Linked DNA regions of Homo sapiens: region 1 is linked to region 2. Evidence: read pairs that join two places in POLR2A ChIA-PET (ENCODE). Cell type or tissue: HepG2. All regions are shown on one strand. Each heading gives the region's core, and the rest is flanking DNA. Links, peaks and the distances in the headings are about the cores only.

Region 1 (11,207 bases), core at 1,980-9,979, 190 kb before region 2:
TTTAAACCTCAACTTCTCCATTTGTATTACCAGATTATGGCTTCCTAAAGTTGTTAAAGATTTTGTTAATCCTTTACCTGGTAAATGCCTGACATATAATAGGCGCTAAATCAGCCATTCAGTTCCTTCGTCACTGCTCCCACCTGCAGGCTGAGCCCCATTTCCACCGTGGATTTCTGACTAGTTCCCATGGGCATGCCGGCCGTGATGACTTTCCCCCTCACTTCCTTCTTCCTTTCCCTCCAACACTGGCCTTGGTTGGAAGCTAGAGAGCCAGAGAGCTGTGGAGGAAGAATTCAGTGCAGGAAGCCCTACAACCTTGGTTAGAACAGAAGGGCAGAACAAACAAATACTTGGTGTGTTTGTGACCCACCTTAGGCCTCTACTTCTCATGCATGTGAGTGCCTCAGTTTAGGCTGAACACTAGCCCAGGTGGTTTGCTTACCTGGGAGAGGTTGTAGCCACTGGCCCAGACACTGTTGTTGGTCCTCACCTTGGGTTGGTCACTCACTAGGACCCTCTTGGACATGAATTTTGAGAGAGATGAGGAAGAGGCGGGGGCGGTGGGAGGGGGGGTCTGACGTCAGGGTCAAGAGGCAGATTTGGTCCCCTCTATAGCGGTGCTGGAGAGGTCATTGGGCATGTCATGCAGTGGCTGCACAGTCAGTCCCAGCTCCCCTGCTTTCTTACCCTGGGACCTTCATTGACCTGAGCCTCAGCTTTTCCATTTGCAGAATGGGAGGACTGTCACAGAACCCCATGTGGTTCTTTCAGGATTCTTGTCTGGATTCATTGAGCTCTAATACACATAAGTACTTAGTGCCAGCACTAATCATTTGCTGGTATCACTCTTCCAGGATGACACCTACCACTCGGTGCTTAATAGGTGATAGGTACAGGCCTCAGCTCATTATAAGCATGAACTCCTTTTATCCTTATAACAACTCTGTGCTGTAGGTACCGCTATTACCCCCATTTCAGGTGAGAAAACTGAGGTACAGCCAGGTTAAATAATTGTGCACTTACTAAGGGGTTGAGCTGGGATTCAAACTCAGGCAGTTAGTCTGGAGTCCATGTTTTCTGTCACTATGCTGTAGCAGTTATTAGTCATCACTTGGTAGTTGGAGCCCAGTGGACATGGAGAAGAGGCAAGTGAGAGGAGGTGGTCCTGCCCTCTCACTGTTCCAACTGTCGCCTGAGGACCTGCCACTATACCTAGGCTGGGGCTGCCCTGCTTGTCCGGGTGACCTGTGCTCCTAGAAGAGACTGGCCTTGGTCATAAAATGGACAGCTCCACTCCCAGGCCTGCGGCCCTCCCTGGTGGCCTTTGCCGCTTTCCTATGCTCCTGGCAGCAAAGTGGTTCATCTCTAGCAAGTGGTCTCTAACTTTCCCAGGCAGAGTCCCTGTCTACAGGGCAGGCTCCCTACCCACTGACTTCCTGGAACAGAAGCCAAGCTGTCAGGAGGGAGGGACAAGCTGTGGGCTTATAACATTTTCTTAAGAAACACGTGGTGGTTTCTTGCCAGGCAGGAAGTGTTTGTTTCCACATCGTAGCCACCTGAACCATGTCTGATCCTTCCTTGTTCCTCGTCTGTCTCTCTTTGCACCCCAGGCACCCAGGCATGTGGAATATGCTCATAGTGGCGATGTGCTTGGCCCTTCTGGGCTGCCTGCAAGCCCAGGAGCTCCAGGGACATGTCTCCATAATCCTGCTGGGAGCAACTGGGGACCTGGCTAAGAAGTACTTATGGCAGGGACTGTTCCAGCTGTACCTGGATGAAGCGGGGAGGGGTCACAGTTTTAGCTTCCATGGAGCTGCTCTGACAGCCCCCAAGCAGGGTCAAGAGCTCATGGCCAAGGCCCTGGAATCCCTCTCCTGCCCCAAGGACATGGCACCCAGTCACTGTGCAGAGCACAAGGATCAGTTCCTGCAGCTGAGCCAGTACCGCCAACTGAAGACGGCCGAGGACTATCAGGCCCTGAACAAGGACATCGAGGCACAGCTCCAGCACGCAGGCCTCCGGGAGGCTGGCAGGATCTTCTACTTCTCAGTGCCACCCTTCGCCTATGAAGACATTGCCCGCAACATCAACAGTAGCTGCCGGCCAGGCCCGGGCGCCTGGCTGCGGGTTGTCCTTGAGAAACCCTTTGGCCATGACCACTTCTCAGCCCAGCAGCTGGCCACAGAACTCGGGACCTTTTTCCAGGAGGAGGAGATGTACCGGGTGGACCATTACTTAGGCAAGCAGGTGAGCATCAGCATGGAGCCTGCCAGGGCTAGGGTGAGCTGGGCGCTGGTAGACCCCAGCAACAAAGCCGCTCGCTCATTGTGGAGCTAGGCCCCAAGGCATTGTGAACTCAGAGCTCCCATGGTCTCCTTGAAGGTGGGCAGGAGGCGAGCGGGTAAAGGAAAGACAGCAGCAGGGCAGGACTGTTGGGTCCTTGTCCATGTGTCTGGCCTCTTTTGTCCTTTGCAAAGCCCCCGTTCTCGTTGTTTCCCAGTCTGGGCTCTGGCTTCTCACGGTTGCCCTGCATCCCCTGTAGCGGTGGCTCAGCAACTCTGGTGTCTGGATCTGGCTTCCTGTTGGGTGTGCTGTGGGAATCAGAATGAGCTCTCTTCTCCTGCACCCATCCACCTTTTTTTTTTTTTTAGACAGAGTCTGCTCTGTCACCAGGCTGGAGTGCAGTGGCATGATCTCGGCTCACTGCAACCTCCGCCTCCTGGGTTCCAGCAATTCTCCCGCCTCAGCCTCCCAAGTAGCTCGGAGTACAGGCGCGCATCACCATGCCCGGCTAATTTTTTGCATTTTTAGTAGAAATGGGTTTTCACCATGTTGGCCAGGCTGGTCTCAAAATCCTGACTTCAAGTGATCCGCTCACTTCGGCCTCCCAAAGTGCTGGGATTACAGGCGTGAGCCACCGCACCCTGCCCCATCTACCTTTTTTCAAAATGTTTTTCTTCCTGAGTTCTGTTTTGAGCCAGAAGGTTGGCAACAAGAGCTTAAACCAGGGAGCAGTAGGACCTTAAGTCCTGGGCAGGAGCATGGGTTAACCTCCTGGGTGACACATGTCCGTTGACCAGTTCACTCAAAATGCCTTGGAGGCCCTTGGGGGCATCCTGCCCCAGGAACCCTGGCAGAGAGTGCAGCAGCCCTGTGTTCTGGTACGTGGTGCGGGTGGGCATAGGCAGTTGTTGAGGACAGAGACATGGCCTTCCATCCCACCCTGCCTGGAGTTGCCCATAGTAGGATTCCTAAATAGGGGTCCTCAGAACTGGGCCAGTCCTGGGGAGGTTTTCACTTGTTTATGGCAAGATGAGAAGAAATACAGAATGTGCTCAATTCAGAGCTTTTCTTTGCTACATTTTTGGTGTTAAACCTATCTTTATTTTATTAAAAATTGATTGTAATAGAAGATAGGTAATTCTAACTTTTTTTCTTGGCAAAATACAAATCTGGTAACCCTTTGGAGGTCACTTGCAAGTTTTTGGAACCTTTACTGGCCTGTGAGATCGTGAAGTCCAGAACTACTGCTCAGAGGGCATCTTCTGCTCTGAGCAGGGAATAGAAAGGTCAGAGCCCTTCCCGGGAGTCAGGGTTCCTCCTTCATCGTGAGAGTATCCTGCAGCACGCCCAGTCTTCCCCCCCCGACAGGCTGTGGCGCAGATCCTGCCTTTCCGAGACCAGAACCGCAAGGCTTTGGACGGCCTCTGGAACCGGCACCATGTGGAGCGGGTGGAGATCATCATGAAAGAGACCGTGGATGCTGAAGGTGTGTGAGTGGCCCTGCGCACTCGGTCCCCCAGCCTCTGCCTGCCCGCTGTCTGCGGTGAGGCATGGGGCGCTTCTCAGAGGGAGGTTTTCTGTGGGTGTGTGGTCTCCCTTCGAGCCTGCCGTGTGCCTAGCTCTGAACCGGGCTAAACCCCAGGGTGCCGGCTGCAAAGCCCAAGTAGCCATTGCTGCCCATGAGGAGCGTATGGTCCAGAGAAGTAGGCCTGGCACAGAGGCGGGAAACCACTGGCACGCGGTAGAGGCTGGAGTCTCCCTGAGGTCCCCCAAGTTTTTGAGTGCGTGGAGACCATGGGAACTGCGTGAGGGCTTCCCCGACTGTGGTGCTTGCAGCCGTGGCGCCCCCTGCCTGGGGCACTCCCCCTCGCGTCCCCCTCACCTTCTGACCCCTCTCTCGCTTGTTAGTTCTCAGCTCCATGGCCCTCCAGGAAGACTTTCTGAGCCCTGCAGGCCCACTCCCCTCACCCTCACGGCGCCACACACCTCCCTCCCCTGCCCTGCACAGTGTTACCCTTGCCTCGTCCTTGTCCACCCTGTCTCTTCTGCCAGCCTGTAGGCTCCAGGAGGACACCGCCTCTCCCGCACTGCCACACACCTCAGACACACTGAGTATACACCCGGGAGGCGGGGGCCCTGCGTCATGCCCACCGCTGCCTTCAGCTGGGTGGCCTCAGCATGTCACTCCTTGCAGCTGTGAGATGAGCATGTCCTGTCGGTGAGGACAGCTAAGGTCCCTTAGCTGGCATTCTGTGATGGTAGCAAAGTTTTGGAGCATTGACCGTGAAGATGTAAAGCACTGGCTCTTGCCCAGTAACGATAAGAGCTGAAGTTTACTGTGTCCCCAGTCCCCAGCCGCCAGGTGAGGTGGGCGCTGTTACTAGCCTCCTTACAGATGAAGATGGTGGCGAGCCCACAGCCCCACAGTAGAAGGCGGTGGAGCCTGATCCTGGGGGCAACAGTCTGGCCCCAGCACTCAGGCCTGGCGCCGCTGCGCTGTGCTGCCAGCGCTGCGTCAGTGGCCAGCTCATCCCCGCGGCCGCTTTCTGCAGCTGCAGCGGGAGCACCCGAGGCCACTGCCCCCCCAGCCCCCGCAGTGCGTGCCCGCCACAGGGCAGGGCCCAGAGCCCTGGACCCAGGGATGGGCCAGGAGGTTTCTCCTCTTTTTCTCTCTCCCTTGCTCTTTCTCTGGGCCATTTTCTCTTTTTCTTTCCCCCGCCCCTTGGTTTCTCTTCAGCTGCTTCTCCCTTCCTCTCTGAATGTGTATTTAGTGCCAGAAGCTCTCTGCGGGGCCGAGGTGCCACAGTGAGGTACAAAACTCAGCCTCTCAGATATGGCTCCCTAATACTGCCCAGATTCACGGGTGCTGTGGGGGGTGATGATCTCATCACACTGGCTGGTGGGACAAACTCCAAAATGGAGCTGGGCGCAGTGGTACACCCGTAGTCCCAGCTACTCGGGGGCAGAGGCGGGAGGATCATTTGAGCTCAGTAGTTGGACACCAGCCTGGGGAGCATAGTGAGCCTCCGTCTCTGAAAAAGAAAACAAAATGGGTGATGGGTGTTGCAGGCAGGCAGCGTGGTGGGGGGACAATGTGGGGGGTGGGCGGGAGGCCAGGCAGGACTTCCCAAGCCAGGCCTTGAAGGACATTGCTGGGTTCGAGAAGGCACTGGGTTTCTCTACTTCAGAACCCACAGCAGAAAAGAGGCCCTACCCCCTGCAGTGAGCCTTCATGGGTCTCAGGGAATCGTCCTCCAGCCCTTCCAAATTTCCCTCCCAGTCCTCAGCCAGGGCGCTGGCCGTGGGTTGCCCCCCGTGCCTGTCTGTGCCTGATCTCCCAGCAGGCACGTGTGCTGGGCCTATGCCTGCTTCATCTTCAGAGAAGTGAGCTGCACCTGGTGCAGAGAGCCTAGAGCAGAATTGGAGGGGGTCCTGCCCCTGCTGAAGCCAGCGGGCCGGCGCTTGCCCTTCTCTACCTGGACTTGGCCCCATCCCCAGCGAGGCTGGGAGACTCCTCTCCCCTTTCTGGCAACTCCTTCCTATCTCCGCCCTGGGCTGGGGAAGAGCCATGATGTCTGGAGTTACCTGTTGGTACTGTTGCCTCTTAGTTCTTCCAGCCCTCCCACCCTGTTTCCTTCTTGGTATGTGGTGTCATTTGTGGGTTGTTTGTAGGTCCCATGGAGCCAGGGACCAGGCAGATTGCAGGCCCGATTATCCTAGCAAAGGTACTTTTGGATTTTGAAGAAAGAAACACGGAAGATATGAAAGACAGACAGGTGGAGCTCTGGGCAGGTCTGTTTGCCGGGACAGTCTGAGGATGTTGGGTTTGAACAGCAACACAACAGCCTGGGCTGGCTGTCCTCAAGGTCCAGGAGGGAGAGGCACCTGGAGCCCTGTTGTCACAGCTGCAGGGACTAAAGGAGGCCCAGCCTTGCCTGCCATATGGGGCTCTAGGGGAGGGTCCGCCGCTCCTAAGCTCCAGAGTCCAAGGCCTTTAGTACAGCTGGGCCCTGTACCTTCAGCCCAGGGGCAAAGGGAGCCTCAGCGCAGGACAGGCAGTGGGAGATCCACTAGTCCTGGAGGCTTGCAGCCTGTCGCGGTGAGACCAGAGTGGGGCTAGTTCAGTCCACGTTCCTTGTCAGAGGTGGCCAGCAGGACTGCAACTGTCCTGGGGTTTGGCCCTCACTGGTTGGCTTGTTTACCTGCCATTTACAAACAGGTCCTTGATAGCTCGTAGCAGGGAGGGACAGCCTGCTGCTGAGCCCAGCCCCCCAGCAAGTGGGCCTTGGACACAGGGTGCTTTGGCAACAGAATGAGCTTGCTTGCTGCCTCTCTCAATTTTGTGTGCCTGCGTGCCAGGGGACACATTCTTTCTGCATTCCAGGAAGGTGGCCTGGTACAGCCCTGCTGGCCCAAGCACTGCTCTGTGCTGTCCTCTCTGAGTCCTGCTTTGGAGCCAGTCCTTCAGGGGCCTCCCACCTGTGGTTCAGACTGGAAAGAGGGGACAGGCACCGCAGACCTGCAGCACACCCCAGCATGGCCAGGAGCCCTGTGCCCAGCACAGCAAGGCCTAGGCTGCCACTGCTGTCCCGGGTGAGGGCGGGAAACAGGCAGGAGTAAATGCTGCCTCCTACTGGAGCTTGGTGGACTTGGCAGGCGAGTGCTGCTGCAGTGGGGCTCAGCATGGGCAGAATGTTTCCAAGGCAGGATTCGGAGCCCGCGGTCTGACTGCTAATCAGAGGGGTCAAAGTGCACGGCAGGCCATTCTCCCCCACTCCCCACCCCACACACACCGCAGGCCATTCTCCCCCACTCCCTACCCCACACACACCGCAGGCCATTCTCCCCCACTCCCCACCCTACACACACCGCAGGCCATTCTCCCCCACTCCCCACCCCACACACACCACAGGCCATTCTCTCCCACTCCCCACCCCACACATACCACAGGCCATTCTCCCTCACTCCCTACCCTGTCCTCTGCCCTGCCAAGGGTTCTGGTGGATCCCAGCTGCTCTCCACCCCTGCAGTGGTGCAACCCTAGCTGACTCCTAGGCAGGAGTGGCACCTGCGTAACCGAAGCCAGCACCCTGAGTGCTGGGAAGGGAGGGGCTGCAAGCCAGGCCTGGGAAATGGAGCATTCCCGGTCCAGAGCTGCTGCAGGCCCCGGGAAAGGGACTTCTGAGCTGCAAGGTCGTTTGGATGTCTTCCCCCACCCGCATCACACACATCTAAGTGGGTGGAAGCCGGCTTCCCCGGCTCCCTCCCCTCCATCCTCCATGCTGGGTGAGTGTTGTTTTTTTTTCCTGCTGCAGCCTCTGGCCCAGAGGAGTTTGCTGCAGAGTCAAGGCTGCTGCACAGGCCGGAGGGGGTGGGGAGGAGGAAAGGAAGACGCGATCTGGTTCCCAGCTCCCTCTCAGCCTGACCTGGGGTGCTCCTCCTGTGCGTCCCAGTCCGTGAGCCCCTGAGAGTCACAGCCCCCCTGGGTACCCTGGCTGGGGTCTCGAAGCAGCATGGGCCATAAAAGGAGAGTCACTGAGCCTCCTTCATCCCAGAGATGACCCTGGCTGGCCCTCATCATGGCATCGGGAGGGCTCTGCAGACAGGCGGGCCCATGTGATTAATGGGCTGTGTTCAGCTGTCTGGGTCCGGCTGCCTTTTCTGTCGGGAGTGCTGGAATTGGAACTGAGGTCTTGGCACCTCAGAGCCTGAGCCTCTAACCACTGAGCTCCACAGCCTCCCCAGCTGGCCAGGCCCTCAGCAGTTGGCCTCCCTGCTGGAACGCACTCAGGGCCAGTCTCCTTGCTGCCCTAGTTTCCCCTCTGTGTAGAAGGCCTGCTGTTGTTGTTGTTGTTGTTGTTGTTGTTGTTGTTGTTAGAAAGAAGGAGGGAGACTTCCTGAGGACATCACTGCTGGGAGGGTCCCTGTCCTGACATGGGGGAAAGGAGCCTGATGCTTGCCCACCTCTGAGGGCTGGAGTGACCGTTCAGTGCCTCTCACCGAGGGACCAGGGCATCCAGGGTCCTTCCAGGCACACACCAGCTGTCCCGCCTTCCAGCCTGGTGTGCCAGAAGGGGCCAGGAGCTCACTCAGCAGGGCCGGTTCCCCTTCCCGCCCCCTCTGCAGAGCTGTCTGCAAGGTGAGCCCAGGGCAGCTGCCGGATCTCCTGTCCAGAGAGAGCACCAGCAAGCACACTGTGCTCTCCTTGGCCCTCACCTCTTTTTATTTTTAGTAATCCCAGAAGGTGTTGATGGGGATTGCAGCTGGCTCTTAGTTGTCTTTTTTTTTTTTTTTTAATCTATTTTTGTTGAGAAAACCTGGATTTCCCACAATGTGGAAGCAACGAGGAAGGGGTTTCTGGTCCCGGTTCTGAAGGCTGTGACCTTCAGCGCACATCTATACAATGCTGATAGCCCCGGCACCTCTCTCTCTCGGGTAGTTCTAAGGATTAAATCAGATAATGCACACGGAAATACGTTACAAATGGAAGTGTTGTTGTTCTTCCAAGTTTGCAAGGAGAGGCAGCGGCAGTGTTCTTGCAGTGTGTCTGAGTTCCACGTGACTTATATTGGATTATTATATAAATCCTGTAATTGATCTGTCATACTTTTATGTCCATTCTTTATGTCATATTTCTCTCTCACATATACATACACAGTTGTATACATACTTAAATCTCTATGTATTAGCAGTCTGCACAACATATACCTTTTAATATTTATATTTCTGTTCAGTTCTGTTCATACCACAGAATATGTGTTATAAACTCTTTTATTAAGCTTTTTGGTTGTTTCTAGTTTTTTGCTATTTTATTATTATTATCTTGGAGTCTTGTTATGTTACCCAGGCTGGTCTTGAACGCCTGGTCTCAAGTGATCCTCTCTTGCTTTAACCTCCCAAATAGCTGAGACTACAGGAGTGCCCCACCTCCCCGGCTTCTATCTTAGATGGTACTTTGTGAGCTTTTTTTAAAATTGAGATACAATGCACATACCACAAAATTTACGCTTTTAAAATATAAAATTAAGTGGTTTTTAGTATATTTACAAAGTTATGCAACTACTATCTAATTCGAGAACATTTATGAGCATTTTAAAAAACATATTCCCTTTAAGTATATACTTCGGCAGTAGAATGACGGGGCCAAAGGGGAGAAGTGCTTTCTAGCTGTTACTCTCTGTTATGAGTCTGAGCAGCACAGCTGGCGGGCACAGCCATGGCCCCCCTGCTTTGTCATCCTCTGACCTTGGACGAGCTCTGGATGTGCACAGGTGGGAGCCAAGTTTACAGGGGGTCTTTCCTCCCAGTGTCCACCCTGGTTGTGCTTTTCTCTATCCTTTTCATATACTGATGGGTTTCAACCCTCAACTTTCAACCCGGGAAAATACACTAGGAGCCAATATAGATCATTTTTAGGAGAAATCAGTCCACAATAACGGGCAGTAACTAGAAAAGATCAACATCAGCAGGAGGGCCAGCCCCTCGCCTCCTGTCCTTGCACTCAGCTGCATGGCCTCTTCCCAGGGAGGTGCCAGGCCACAGTCCCAGTCACTGCATTAAACTCTGAAAAGACGGAGCCAACCAGGCAAAGTCCATAAATCTACAGGCCGTGTTAAACACAGGCGCACCCCCTGAAGCTTGAAATTAAGGAATAAAGGAAGCTCTCTTTTACCCAGCAGGTAGTAAACCCGTGGAATGCATTCTTTTTGAGAATTGAGAGAGGATAAAAATAGGAAAGGGGCCGCTTAGGGATTCGCTACATTAATGAATAGTAAGCAGATAACAGGGCTTTTAGGGACTCTGTTGTGTTCCCTTCATCAAAAATTCATCTGTTTTTAAAGCTTTAAGTATGCTGTTGACATATAAATCCACTGTAATTCATTGATTGGAAGACATTTTTTTCATATTTGGACGTCTCTGAAGTTGGGTTTATCCTTAATAGGGTGACATAGTGGAACTGGAAACCCTTTTCTTTCTTAGGGGTTATAAAACAGCGATGCTTCCGCCACTGATGGCATTTCAGGTTTGATGAAATCCAGTTTATCTCCAGTGTGCGTTGTCTCCCCAGGCCCTAGTTTATACCTCCAGCCGCCTTTTAGATCATTTCATGGGGTGTTGCACCATCCCTTCAGATTCAGCAGATTTAGAATGAAAACCATCACTGCATTTTTCTCATGAAATACCAACTGTGTTTTCTAACCTCTTTATTTCAAATGGGAACAGTGCTCTCTGAGTGACCAGGCTGGTAGCCCTTCTCTTACAGCATCTGTCATAAGAAAAATTCCAACCAGTCTTTATCAGTGTTTCCTGTGTGCTAGCCACTGTTCCAAGCCCTGTGTGGATATTAACTCCTTCAGGCCCACAGAAGCCCTGTAAGGGAGGTGCGGGGATTGTTGCTTGTTCGTATGTGAGGTGATGTCAGTTGCTGGAGATCACAGGGCTGAAAGATGGCAGAGCCGGTATTTAAACCGGGGCAGGCTGGGCACGGGGGCTTATACCTGTAATCCCAGCACTTTGGGAGGCCGAGACGGGTGGATCACTTGAGGTCAGGCGTTCAAGACCAGCCTGGTCAAATGGTGAAACCCCATCTCCACTAAAAATACAAAAATTATCCAGGCATGGTAGTTTGTGCCTGTAATCCCAGCTACTCGGGAGGCTGAGGCAGGAGAATTGCTTGAACCCAGGAGGCGAAGGTTACAGTGAGCCAAGATCGCGCCACTGCACTGCAGCCTGGGTAATGGGGAGACTCCATCTCCAATAAAATAAAACAAAATAAGATAAGATAAAATAAGATAAAATAAACTGGAGCAGCCTGGCTCCAGAGACCACACTCCAGATCACAGCTCTGTACCACCATTCAAGGATCCAGCCAGTCACCAAGTAGTTTGTATTCATCTGCTATAATAACTTCTTTGCAGTTC
Region 2 (11,207 bases), core at 1,506-9,505:
GTGGTTCTCCTGCCTCAGCCTCCCAAGTAGCTGGGATTACAGGCATGGGCCACCACGCCCAACTAATTTTCGTATTTTTAGTAGAGACGGGGTTTCATCATGTTGCCCAGGCTGGTCTTGAACTCCTGACCTTAGGTGATCCACCCACCTCAGTCTCCCAAAGTGCTGAGACTACAGGTGTGAGCCACCATGCTCGGCCCAGTGTCCTAAGCTCTTGTAAGGACGTCAGTCAGACTGGATTAGGGCCCATTCCAGTGGCCTCATTTGAACATAACTATCTTGTTAAAGGCCAAATACACTCACTTTCTTAAGTCCTGGGGGTTAAGGCTTCAACATATGAGTGGTGGGGCACTCAGTTCAGCCCATGACATTGTTTAAAATTCAAAGGATGCATAGAAAGGAGCTGTGGAACAAGAGGAACCTTTCAGGGAGAGAGAAGCGGACGTGCAGAAACCCTGTGGCTGGAAGCACTGTGTTAAGTTAGAGGAAGTGGAAGGCCCGTGTGGCTTGAGCTCAGAGTGAGGGGTCTTGGTGGGAGTTACACTGGGAGTTGAGGGTGAGGAGCCACCTAGAACTGTTGTTGGGAGTGATTGGGAGTGATGTGGTAAGAGTTCTGTAATGCAGCGGTCCCCAACCTTTTTGGCACCAGGGACTGGTTTCATAGGAGACAATTCTTCCACACACCAGGGCCGGGGAGGTTGGTTTCAGGATGAAACTGGTCCACCTCAGGATCATCAGGCATTAGATTCTTATAAGGAGTGTGCAGCCTAGATCCCTGGTATGCATAGTTCACAATAGGGTTCGTGCCCCTATGAGAATCTGAGGCTGTTGCTGATCTGACAGGAGGTGGAGCTCAGGCGATAATGCTCGCCTCCTGCTGTGTGGCCCAGTTCCTAACAGGCTATGGACTGCTTCCGGTCTGTGTGCTGGGGGTTTGGGACCCCTGCTGTAATGGAAAGGTTACTCTGGCCACAGATGGGTTGGAGGGAGGCTCCCCTTAGCTCCAGAGCTAGTGTGATGGTGACACAGTGCATGGCATCTCCTAGTAAGGGCTCCGTAGAGGGTTACTGGTTAATGTTTTTCATAATGGCCACCTGACATGGTTGATGGGAGGACCGAATGAAAAAGAGGCCAAGAAGGGCTTAATAAATAAGTGATACGGAGAACACTAGGATAAGCACCCAAAAGTACTGAAGAGTCTGTATTTGGTGGTGCTGGATATAGTGCAGTTTAATCAGATGTGGTCGCTACTTGTCCTGGAAGGTCTTAGATGGGACTCATGCAAAAGAGGAAAGAAGTAGCTGGAGCAGGGAGGCACTGACTCCATGTGTCGTCTTCCAGAAGCCCAAGTACAGTGGAAACGATCTGAGAGAAGGAGCACTCATCTTTTATTTATTTTCTTCAGATTCAGCTGAAAGCCCCCCTTTAGTTTACTGTCAGGGTGCTGATACACAGAGCTACTCCTAAAAGATTTAGGGTACGGGTAGGGGATGGGAGTTCGCCTCCTGCAGGCGCTCAGTAAGAGTACTGTTGGGCAGCGGAAAGGTTTCTCATTTCGTTCCTGGAATTCAGTGTCTGGAAGTGGAACCTGATGTGAGCTCCCACCTCCCTTCAACTCTACCTTTTGTTTTCTTCTTTTCTTTTGAGACAGAGTCTTGCTCGGTCCCCCAGGCTGGAGTGCAGTGGTACAACTGCAGCTCACTGCAGCCTGGACCTCCTGGGCTCAAGTGATCCTCCCGCCTCAGCCTCCCTAGTTGTTGGGACTACTGGCCTGCAACACCACCCCCAGCTAATTTTTTTATTCCTTGTAGAGACAGGGTCTCACTATGTTGCCCTGGCTGGTCTCAACCTCCTGGGCTCAAGCAGTCCTTCTGCCTTGGCCTCCCAAAGTGCTGGGATTACAGGCATGAGCCACTGTGCCTGGCTTTTTTTTTTTTTAAGAGCTAGGGTCTGTCGCCCAGGCTGGGTGCAGTGGCTCTTCACAGGAGCAGTCATAGTTCACTGCAGCCTCGAACTCCTGGGCTCAAGTGATGCCCCCACCTTAGCCTGTAGCTGGGACTACAGGCATGCGTCACCACACCCAGCTTATGACTGTACGTTTTGATGGTTTCATGCAACAAAGGCTGCTCTTTGTCTTGGAAGAAACCAAGACAAGCATTTTATCCCAATGGCTAAAAAACTCTGACTGTCCTCCTCCACACCCTTGACAGAGGGCCATCTGCCAGTGATTGGGAATGCACTAGACAGCCCATCCTAATTTTGGACGGAATTAATTGTTAGAATCTGCTTTGTAACACTAGGCCAAATCTATCTCTTGTAAGTCCTGGTCTGGCCTTCAGGAGCTACACAGACCCAGTTCCTCCTCTTTACGGCGTTAAATATTTGACGATGGCCGATGGCCCTGGGCTCTGGGCCACCCTTATGAGGCCTCCAAGTCTTCTGTTCACAAATTGAACACCTTCCCCCAACAAAAAAGGTGTTTTTTTTCTTTTCTTAACGATGCTTTTATGAATATTCTTGTACATAAATCTCTTCATATTTGCCTTTGGATACATTTCTATAAATGAAACTTCTGGGACAAATGGTGCATTTTATAGTTTGTGCTATATATTTCCAGATTACCCTCCAGAATGGATGATTTTTTGCTTGTACGCCCACCAGCAATTTACAAGAGAGCCTGTTTCCCCACAGCTTACCCACCAACATGGGGAATTTTCATTCTTTTTAATCATTGCCAATCTGATAAGGGGAAATGATTATTTCATGGTTGCCTTAATTTTCATTTCTTTGATTATGAGTGAGATTGGACATGTTTTCCAACCACATCCTATACTTTTGCAATCGAGTTTTGGAGCTCAATGCAGGACCTAACATGTATTCCAGTTAAATTTTATCTTGTTGGATTCAACCAATCATTCCTTCCTGTTGAGATAATTTTGGACCTGACTCTGCAGTCCCAGCGTGTTGGCCTTCCTTCCCAGTCTGGTGTTATTTGCACAGTTGATAAGCAGTTATCTTTGGACTTATCCAAGTTGTTGACAGAATGTTAATGAGTGTAGGGCCAAGGACAGAACTGCTTGGCATTCCACTAGAGAAAGCCTTGGGACGACACTGTCCCATCTGCTGTGACAGTTCAACCTCACCATGCCTAGAAGCCTTCACCTGGGACACAGGGCCTGGGCACAAACTCCAGCCCTGGCCCTGATTAGCTGTGTGGCCTTGAGAAAGTGCTGTTGTCTCTCACTGAGATGTACTTTTGAGCTCTAGCAGCCTTTTTCTCACTATTCTGTGCATAAGAATTTCATGAGAAACGGTCAAATTGTTGTCAAAGGTCATGGCACTATCATAAAGTATTCACCCCATTTTCTAATTTAGTGGAAGCAACACAACAACAACCCTTTGTCATGGACATTGACCTCTGGGATCACCCTTCCTATGTGCTGGTCAACCATTTATTTGATTTTCTGCCCCAGAATTTTGCCCACAATCAACATGAGGTTCAACAGCCTTCAGTTTATCCAATTCACACATTTTTTTTTAAATACAGGGTTTTGGCCTCCTCAATTCTCCATGATTCCTCAAAGCACCCTGAGACGTCAGAAGTGCTCAGCACTCCCTGCCAGGGCTTGTTGGTTCTGTCGCCCTGGTTCAGTTTTCTGTCATATCAGGAAGGAGGAAGGGGGAAGGCCTCCTCTCCTCCAGGCATGGACAGAGGGCCAGAGTTCATTCACAGCTGTGGCAGCATTGAAAGGAAACGGGGGAAATGCTTAGTTTGGGGGGAAAGGGGCTTTGTGAGACTGACACATGGCAACTGCCCAAGTCACCAGCTGAAGAAACAGCTTCCATGGCCCTGCCAGAGGGACCTCTGGTTATGCATCATTCTCTCCAGCCCTGAGCTTCATCAAGAAAATAAGCATCAGCAATATCATCTCCAAGTGAAATGATAGCACATTATGTCACCTTTCTTTGAGTTCCTTCAACATCAAAATCAGACAAGACTGTTCCAAGGAGGGAGCAATAAACATTAACCCCATGTAACAGATAAAAGACTAAAAGAGAAATTAGGTAACTGATTTAAGTGACACAGGGAATCTGTCATAACTCTGCTGACATGGCTTCTTATCATGCCTGGAATGTAGTTATTGATTTACACCTTGTAAATTTCTCAGTACACGATGTACAAGTGGCCACTCCGTACTGTCTGTTCTTGTTTATTCAGACCAATAGTAAGAGTAATCATGAGAATATGCCAGGCACAGTGGCTCACACCTATAATCCCAGCACTTTGGGAGGTGGAGGCAGGAGGATTGCTTGAGCCCAGGAGTTTGAGACCAGCCTGGGCAACATGGCAAGGTCCTGTCTCTATATAAAATGTAAAAATTAGCTGGGTATGGTGGCACACTCCTGTGGTCCCAACTACATGGGAGGCTGAGGCAGCCGGATGGCTTGAGCCTGGGAGGTCAAGGCTGCAGTGAGCCAGGTTCACACCACTGCGCTCCAGCCTGGGCAACAGATCAAGATCCTGTCTCAAAAAAATAAAAATAAAAAAATAAAAAAATAAAAAAATTTATATATATATATATATAATAATGATAATAAAGGCTGCTATGGTTTGTTGATTTGTTTGTTTTTGCTTTTTTGAGACGGAGTCTAGATCTGTCACCCAGGCTGCAGTGCAGTGGTGCGATTTGGCTCACTGCAACCTCGCCTCTCAGGTTCAAGCAATTCTTCTGCTCAGCCTCCCAAATAGCTGGGATTACAGGCACATGCCACCATGCCTGGCTAATTTTTGTATTTTTAGCAGAGATGGCATTTTGCCATGTTGGCCAGGCTGGTCTCGAACTCCTCACCTCAAGTGTTCTGCCTGCCTCAGCCTCTCAAAGTGCTGGGATTACAGGCGTAAGCCACTGCGCCCAGCCAAGGCTGCTATGGTTTGAATGTTGGTATCCACTCTACAACTCACGTTGAAGCTGATCCCCATGGCAGTGGCATTGAGAGGTGGGGCCTTTATAAAGGAGCCTGAGGGAGTGCGTTTGGCCCCCTCGCCCTCCTGCTTTCTGCCACCTGAGGATGCAGCAAGAAGGCCCTCGCCAGACACCGAATGCCAGCACCTTCATCTTGGACTCTCCCAGAACTCTTGAGAAGTGAACCTGTATTGTTGATAAATGACCCAGTCTGTGGTATTTTGTTAGAGCAGCACAGATGGACTAATACAAAGGCTGGAGATCCTTACTGAGCCCTTGCTACGTTCTCAGTGCTTTGCAGAAATGAACTGTTTCCTCTCACACACCCCTGACGTAGGTGCTGGCCTCATTCCATTTTTTATAGATGAGGAAATGGAGGCACAGGAGAGAGGCTAAGTAACCTGAACTGAGGTTCACCCTCCTCCCCTCCAAGCCCAACCCTGCTTAGCTTCCAAGATGAGACAAGATCTGGCACGTTCAGGGTGCAATGGCCATAGACAGGTCACCCCTCTTCTAAAGGGCAGAGCTGGGGTTTGAACTCAGGCAGTCTGACTCCATGGTTCAGGCTCTGAATGGTAATGTTCTGCTGCTTCTGTAAATAAATGAGGATAAGAAAGGAATAATTGGAAATGATTTCTCCCCCAAACTGTGAAACTGCATTGCAAACAGTGGTCTCAGCTACTAAGGAGTAACAAACAGCTCTTTCATCTCCTGAAAGAACTGCGTGCAAAGGAAGGAGTGAGGAGAGAAGGGACATCCAGAGCCTGAAGAACCTGTAACTTGAGTGCACAGCCTCTAAGTAATCCCAAGTGGACCGTGTGAACCTGCAGTCAGTGTCTGTGGCCACGAGGCAGAACACACAAACACCAGGCCCCAAGATTTCTCACCAAGATCGTGTCATGAGACAGGACCTCGCTGCCCAGCCCCCGCCTCCCAATAACAGGATTACGAGGCTGAGTGCGGTTACTGCTGGCACAGCGAGCCACAGATGTAGCCAGGACTGGGCGCCAATCGACGGATTCCCAATATTGTCTTCCAGTTGCTAGACTACGCTGCTTTCCAGTACATTATTTGGAATATAAAAACTAAAATGTAAGTAAAGCATTTTCATACAAATAATTTCAACCGCAACAAGGCAATTGGCTTCTGATTAAGTTGGCAAGAAGAGGTAATGAACTCATTCCGATTGACATATTTGGAGATTCTCTTGCCAAATCCAATTGGCAGCTTCATAATTATGGAAACGTCCATGTTATTTCCACTCAACCAGGGTTAGGGCTGCTGGTATCTGATTCAATGTTTACTTCATGAATGAGGTCAGTTCCCAGCACAGCTGGGGTTTCGGCAAAGGAGTCAGCAAACAGCATTCCCACTAGAATCTGACTGGCGTTTGTCACAACTTCCAGGGCAACCTTCCCCCAGCTCCCCCAGGTCAGCTGCTCTCCCTAGCATTGTCTGTGGTCCGGCTCCTCTCCCTGTAGAAGCAGACTCAGCCTCGACATGATGAGGTCACATGCAAGCTTCCCCTGGCACAGTGGTTCATTCTTCAACCTGCCCCCTTGGTATTGCAACACCTCGCTCCTGGACAACCCCCGCGCACCATGAGCTTCACGCTGCCAGGAAATGGGGTAGGGTTTTAAGAATTATTTATCCCAGGATGGTTCCACGTGTGTGGTATGAGAGTGACTCAGAGTGCCATGGAAGCCATCTCCAAAGGTAATGACTTCCCATAGGTCAGAGTGTCCTTTCAGCCAGCTCCCCACACTGATGAAAACAAAAACAAAAGTCGCAAGTACTCAGAGCACTCATGAAGAACACACATTCATGGAGTGACCATCTGTGAGTTCACAGAGTTCCTGGGGAGACTCAGGGCAGAAGGGAAGGGCGGCACCCCACAACAATGCCAGGGGTCTAGCTCCCAGTGGCTCGAAGCTGCAAAGGGCTGGAGTGTCACTGACCTGTTTGTTGAAGTCCTGAGCTATTGCCATAGGATAGCGGCATCAAGAAAGTGCACAGTCAGAGTCTGAAGCAGCTATCTCTGCCCTGGCAGCAATTTCCCTACGTGAGCACAGTAAGCTAGGAGGAGGCTAAGCATGATTTGGTTTGGATCTCAAAATAATCGTGGGCATCATATGATGTGATGACTTTTGCCTAAGAAAATCTGAAAAGAGCCATGGAGAAAAAGAATCTGGAGTGGGAGATGGTTTAGGCATTGGAGGCAAAGGCAGATTCAAGAAGAAACTTCCTCTGCCCCAGTGTTGACAACCAGACTGATGGCCACGCCCCACGCTTTCCCAATAGGAGAACAATGAGACTGAAGGCAGTTGATGTGAACACAAGAATCAACAACGTAGAGGAGACACAGTCCCAGGTGTAAAGAGGGGAGCTGTCTCTCCCTGTGGCCTCAACAGGAGGAGAGGGTTGTCAGTCTAGGATGAAGACTCACTGTCTCGTCCTAAGGGTCAGTCCACCTGCCATAGGAGATTTCGGAACACCTCTCCTCACTTGAGGGTCGACATGCTGTAGGGTCCATGGGGCCCACTGGACAGTCACAGTCCCAGCTCACTTCTCCCACTGGCTTTCCTCAGGAGCTCACACTACCTGTCTCAGCCCCAAGATGTTCCTTCTGTCTGCTCCTGTTCCTGACTCAAACATGTGTTGTTTGCCGTCAATTCTGTACCCCGTTTTATCAACATTGTCATTGTTACATCATCTTATAATGTTTATTTTGTTTGTTTGTTTTTGAGATGGAGTCTCACTCTGTCACCCAGGCTGGAGTGCAGTGGTGGGATGACAGCTCACTGCAGCCTTCAGCTCCCAGGCTCAGGTGATCCTCACACCTCAGCCTCCCAAGTTAGCTGTAACTACAGGTGCACACCACCACCCTCAGCTAATTTTTTTTGTATTTTTTGTAGAGACAGAGTTTTGCCATGTTGCCCAGGCTGGTCTCGAACTCCTGGGCTCAAGCAGTCTGCCCTCCTTCGCCTCCCAAAGCACCGGGCTCACAGGCATGAGCCACCACACCCAGCCTCATTTTATAATCTTTTAAAATTATTTTTTCCCTTGAATATTCTTTGGGAAGTTTTTGAAGATATGGCTCTGACTTAGCCTGTTTTGTGCTGCTCCAGCAGAATGCCTGGGACTAGGTAATTCATAATGAACAGAAATGTATTTCTCACAGTTCTGAAGGCTGAGAAGTCCAAGATCAAGGCGCCAGCATCTGGCGAGGGCCTTCTTACTGCATCATCCCATGGCAGAAGACGGACGGGCAGGAGTGGGTGGGAGAGAAAGACAGACCAAAGGGGGCTGAACTCGTTGCTTTATAAGGAACCCACTCCTGAAATAATGGCATTAATTCATCATCCATTAAACACCTCTGAAAGGTCCCACCTCCCAACATCTCCATATTAGGGATCAAGTTTCCAACACATGGATGTTGGGGGACACATTCAAACCGTAGCAGGCACTAAACCAAGCTCTTTTCTTCCCCCTCCCTGGCCTCATGACCTTTGCTGTCTACCCACTTGGCACAGCTGCACTGGCCGCCCTGCTGATGCCCATCCACACCAGAGACACACCCACCTCAGGATCTTGGCACATGCCCTTCCCTCCAGCAGGAACACTCTTGAGGCCATCCCCACAGCTCCCTCCCTTCCTTTCAGGCTTGACTGACATATGCCCCCTCCCCAGGCACTTGCATGCATGTTCTTCCACACGTGATTCCCCCAGCTTCTATCCCCATCTGAAATAGCACATTACTTGTTCCTTATCTGCCTCCCCCTCTGGAGTGCCAGCTCTGCCTGGCAGGGATTTTTGACTCTCGCCTACTGCCACAGCCTGGTGCCAGCACAGTGCCAGGCATGTCCACCCTGCAGCATTTACTGAGTGCCCACTGCACACCAGGCACTAGTCTTGGATGCTTTTGCAAATGTTTCTCCAGTGATGGAGGAACTAAACTTCTTTAAACTCAAAGGAATCGTTGTGTCTTCTGATTCCTCCGAGAGCTTTGAGGAGCTGGGCCGATGCAATGTCACTTTGCTGTCTCCCTCCACCCCGCTGCCCTTCTGACTTCATATATCAGCTTTCCCAACAGATGTGGGAAAGTGGGGTCATTCCCAGGAAAGGCAGAGCCTTCCATGACTTAGGAACCCAGGTGTTTGCTCCACTGGGGCCAATTGCTCCTGGCTTTTTCTGAGCTCCTAGGAGGAAATGCATCTGAAATGCCGTCACCCTCCCCTGATCATTAACAGAGCTCTTGAACTGGCGGAGTTGTCAGCGAGGCAACCACAGGCAGGCAGGCAGCCATCGCACCGGCTTTGCAGAGAGGGCTGGAGAGCTGATGCCCATGCCACGGGAAAGGGCCGGCGCCTGAGCCAAGAGCCTGACTGGAAAGTGTGTGTAAGGGACACCTGGAGGAAGCAGGGGCCTCCGGCGCCTCCTCCACCGACTGGAACCCGTGGTGCTCACCCGCTCGCCCTGGGGGCTCACTACCCTCCCTGCCCAGAGATACAGTGGGGCTGGCGGCTCACCAGGCTTTGTGATCCCAATGCTCACGAGTGTTCTCCCAACAAATTGGAACTTCTTTTCTTTCGTCTCATTTGAAAAAGTCTTTTGTGAGCTGGCAAGTGACCCCAAAGTAACCTCTCTATTCCTGTCGGAAGGGAAAATATTTCCAGATCAGAGAGACTACAGCACCAAGCCTTGGCCTATATGAATACTTGATTATGCCTCCTGAGCACAGTCTCCTGAGCTTGTGCCAGTCAGTTTCAGAAATGAGCTCTGGCTGGGGGCGGGGGCTCACGCCTGTAATCCTAGCACTTTGGAAGGCCAAGACAGGAGGATCACTTGAGCTCAGGAGTTCGAGACCAGCCTGGGCAACATGGTGAGACTCTGTCTCTACAAAAAAAAAAAAATTTTTTTTTCAATTAGCCAATATGCTGGTGCACACCTGTAGTCCTAGCTACTTGGGACACTGAGGTGGGAGAATCACTTGAGGCGGGAGGATTGCTTGAGTCTGGGAGGTCAAGGCTGCAGTGAGCCGTGATCACACCACTGCACTCCAGCCTGGGCGACAGTGAGGCCCTGTCTCAAAAAAAAAAAAAAAAATCAAGAGGTTTATTATTTGCCCCATCAAGTATTTTAAGACCGAAGCTTCACATTCTCAAGGGTATGATGTCATGAAATTCCCACGTATGACCACATTTTGAAAAACAGTCATTGTGTTTTGGAAAGTGAGAGGGTTAGCCTATAATGTGGAAGATAAACTCCTAAAGTGGAAGTTTGAGATGCACAGGCAGAATGGGCCGCCGAGCTATAGCATTTGCTATGGTGAACTCATGTGACTGCCCCAGAATTATCTGGAAGTTCAATGTTCATCTTCTGAAAAGAACTGGGACCTCGCTGTGCCAGCTGTTGTTGTTCTAAGTGCAGTGTAAGCAGGTTTCTATTTAAAACCTTCACACCTGGCACTTGAGTAGTGCTTGTTTTCCAAAGGGCACCCTCTTTCCCTTGGATTTTTTGCACCTTCTCCTTTTCTGTTAGTCCGGTTTATCTCAGCCTGCTGGCATGAAGAGAAGGACAGTTATAAAAGCCATTTATAAAAGGAGCAGGGAGGTAGTGGTCTTTTGTCTTTGCTGCTGAAACGGCTTGGGTAGATATACAAGATGGCCTGAGAAACAATGCTGGGAGTGAGGAGCATGGACCGGCCAGGGAGACAGGAGGAAAGCAGGTTTCCCTGTCTTCATGGTACAAAGAAGGCAAAGGCAGGTACTCAAGGCCATGCGCCTTCCTAGACCACTTGGGTGAGGCCTTTGGACACTCCCCTGGGTCCCAGCATGCCTAATCAGAAACTCCAGATCTGAGCCAGGCGTGATGGTGGTGCCTGTAGTCCCAGCTACTCAGGAAGCTGAGGCAGGAGGATCACTTAAGCCCAGGAGTTTGAGGCCAGCTGGGCAACATAGCAAGATCCTATCAAATTCCAGATCTGTCACCATCAGTTGTCTCTTGGGGAGAGAGGGGCTCAAGAAAGGAAGGAGAATTTAGAAGTGGGGTAAAGAAAGGCTAGAAACGGGGAAATGGGGGAATGCACAGCAAAAGCAATTTAAGGAAGACACCGAGACTGAGACAGGGATGTTGGGAAACAAGCCCATAGTTTTTTTTATCTTCTACATCCAAACACATCTTCATCACCTTAATTATAGACTGAGAAATGACAAGGCTAAAATAGTCAAGGGCTGGGAATTT

Evidence for each region. Peaks named below come from ENCODE experiments on the same cell type or tissue, not always from the same donor. Only the 100,000 strongest peaks of a DNase experiment are listed, where the experiment ranks them.
Region 1: POLR2A ChIA-PET joins it to region 2 with 23 read pairs; 5 of 35 experiments call an interaction of 5 or more read pairs at or near these places.

Annotation. Positions count from the first base shown.
Region 1 is chr1:9,243,312-9,254,518 of GRCh38, forward strand. It overlaps H6PD (hexose-6-phosphate dehydrogenase/glucose 1-dehydrogenase), which reads left to right. Exons shown (of 5, transcript NM_004285.4): 2 at 1,614-2,250; 3 at 3,655-3,772. The coding sequence starts at 1,624. Among named protein-coding and RNA genes, the nearest start is that of H6PD, 14 kb to the left of the region's middle. RefSeq lists enhancers at 5,199-6,122, 6,123-7,046, 7,971-8,893, 9,156-9,715. In HepG2, for the core only: a CTCF peak has its summit at 6,918 (motif pointing left); DNase peaks (open chromatin) are centred at 6,270, 6,570, 6,940 and 7,310; H3K4me3 peaks cover 1,645 bases.
Region 2 is chr1:9,432,316-9,443,522 of GRCh38, forward strand. It overlaps the pseudogene RNA5SP40. Among named protein-coding and RNA genes, the nearest start is that of LINC02606, 8.9 kb to the left of the region's middle. In HepG2, for the core only: no CTCF peak of the experiment used is centred there; DNase peaks (open chromatin) are centred at 3,016, 4,146, 6,336, 7,256 and 2 weaker places; H3K4me3 peaks cover 1,607 bases.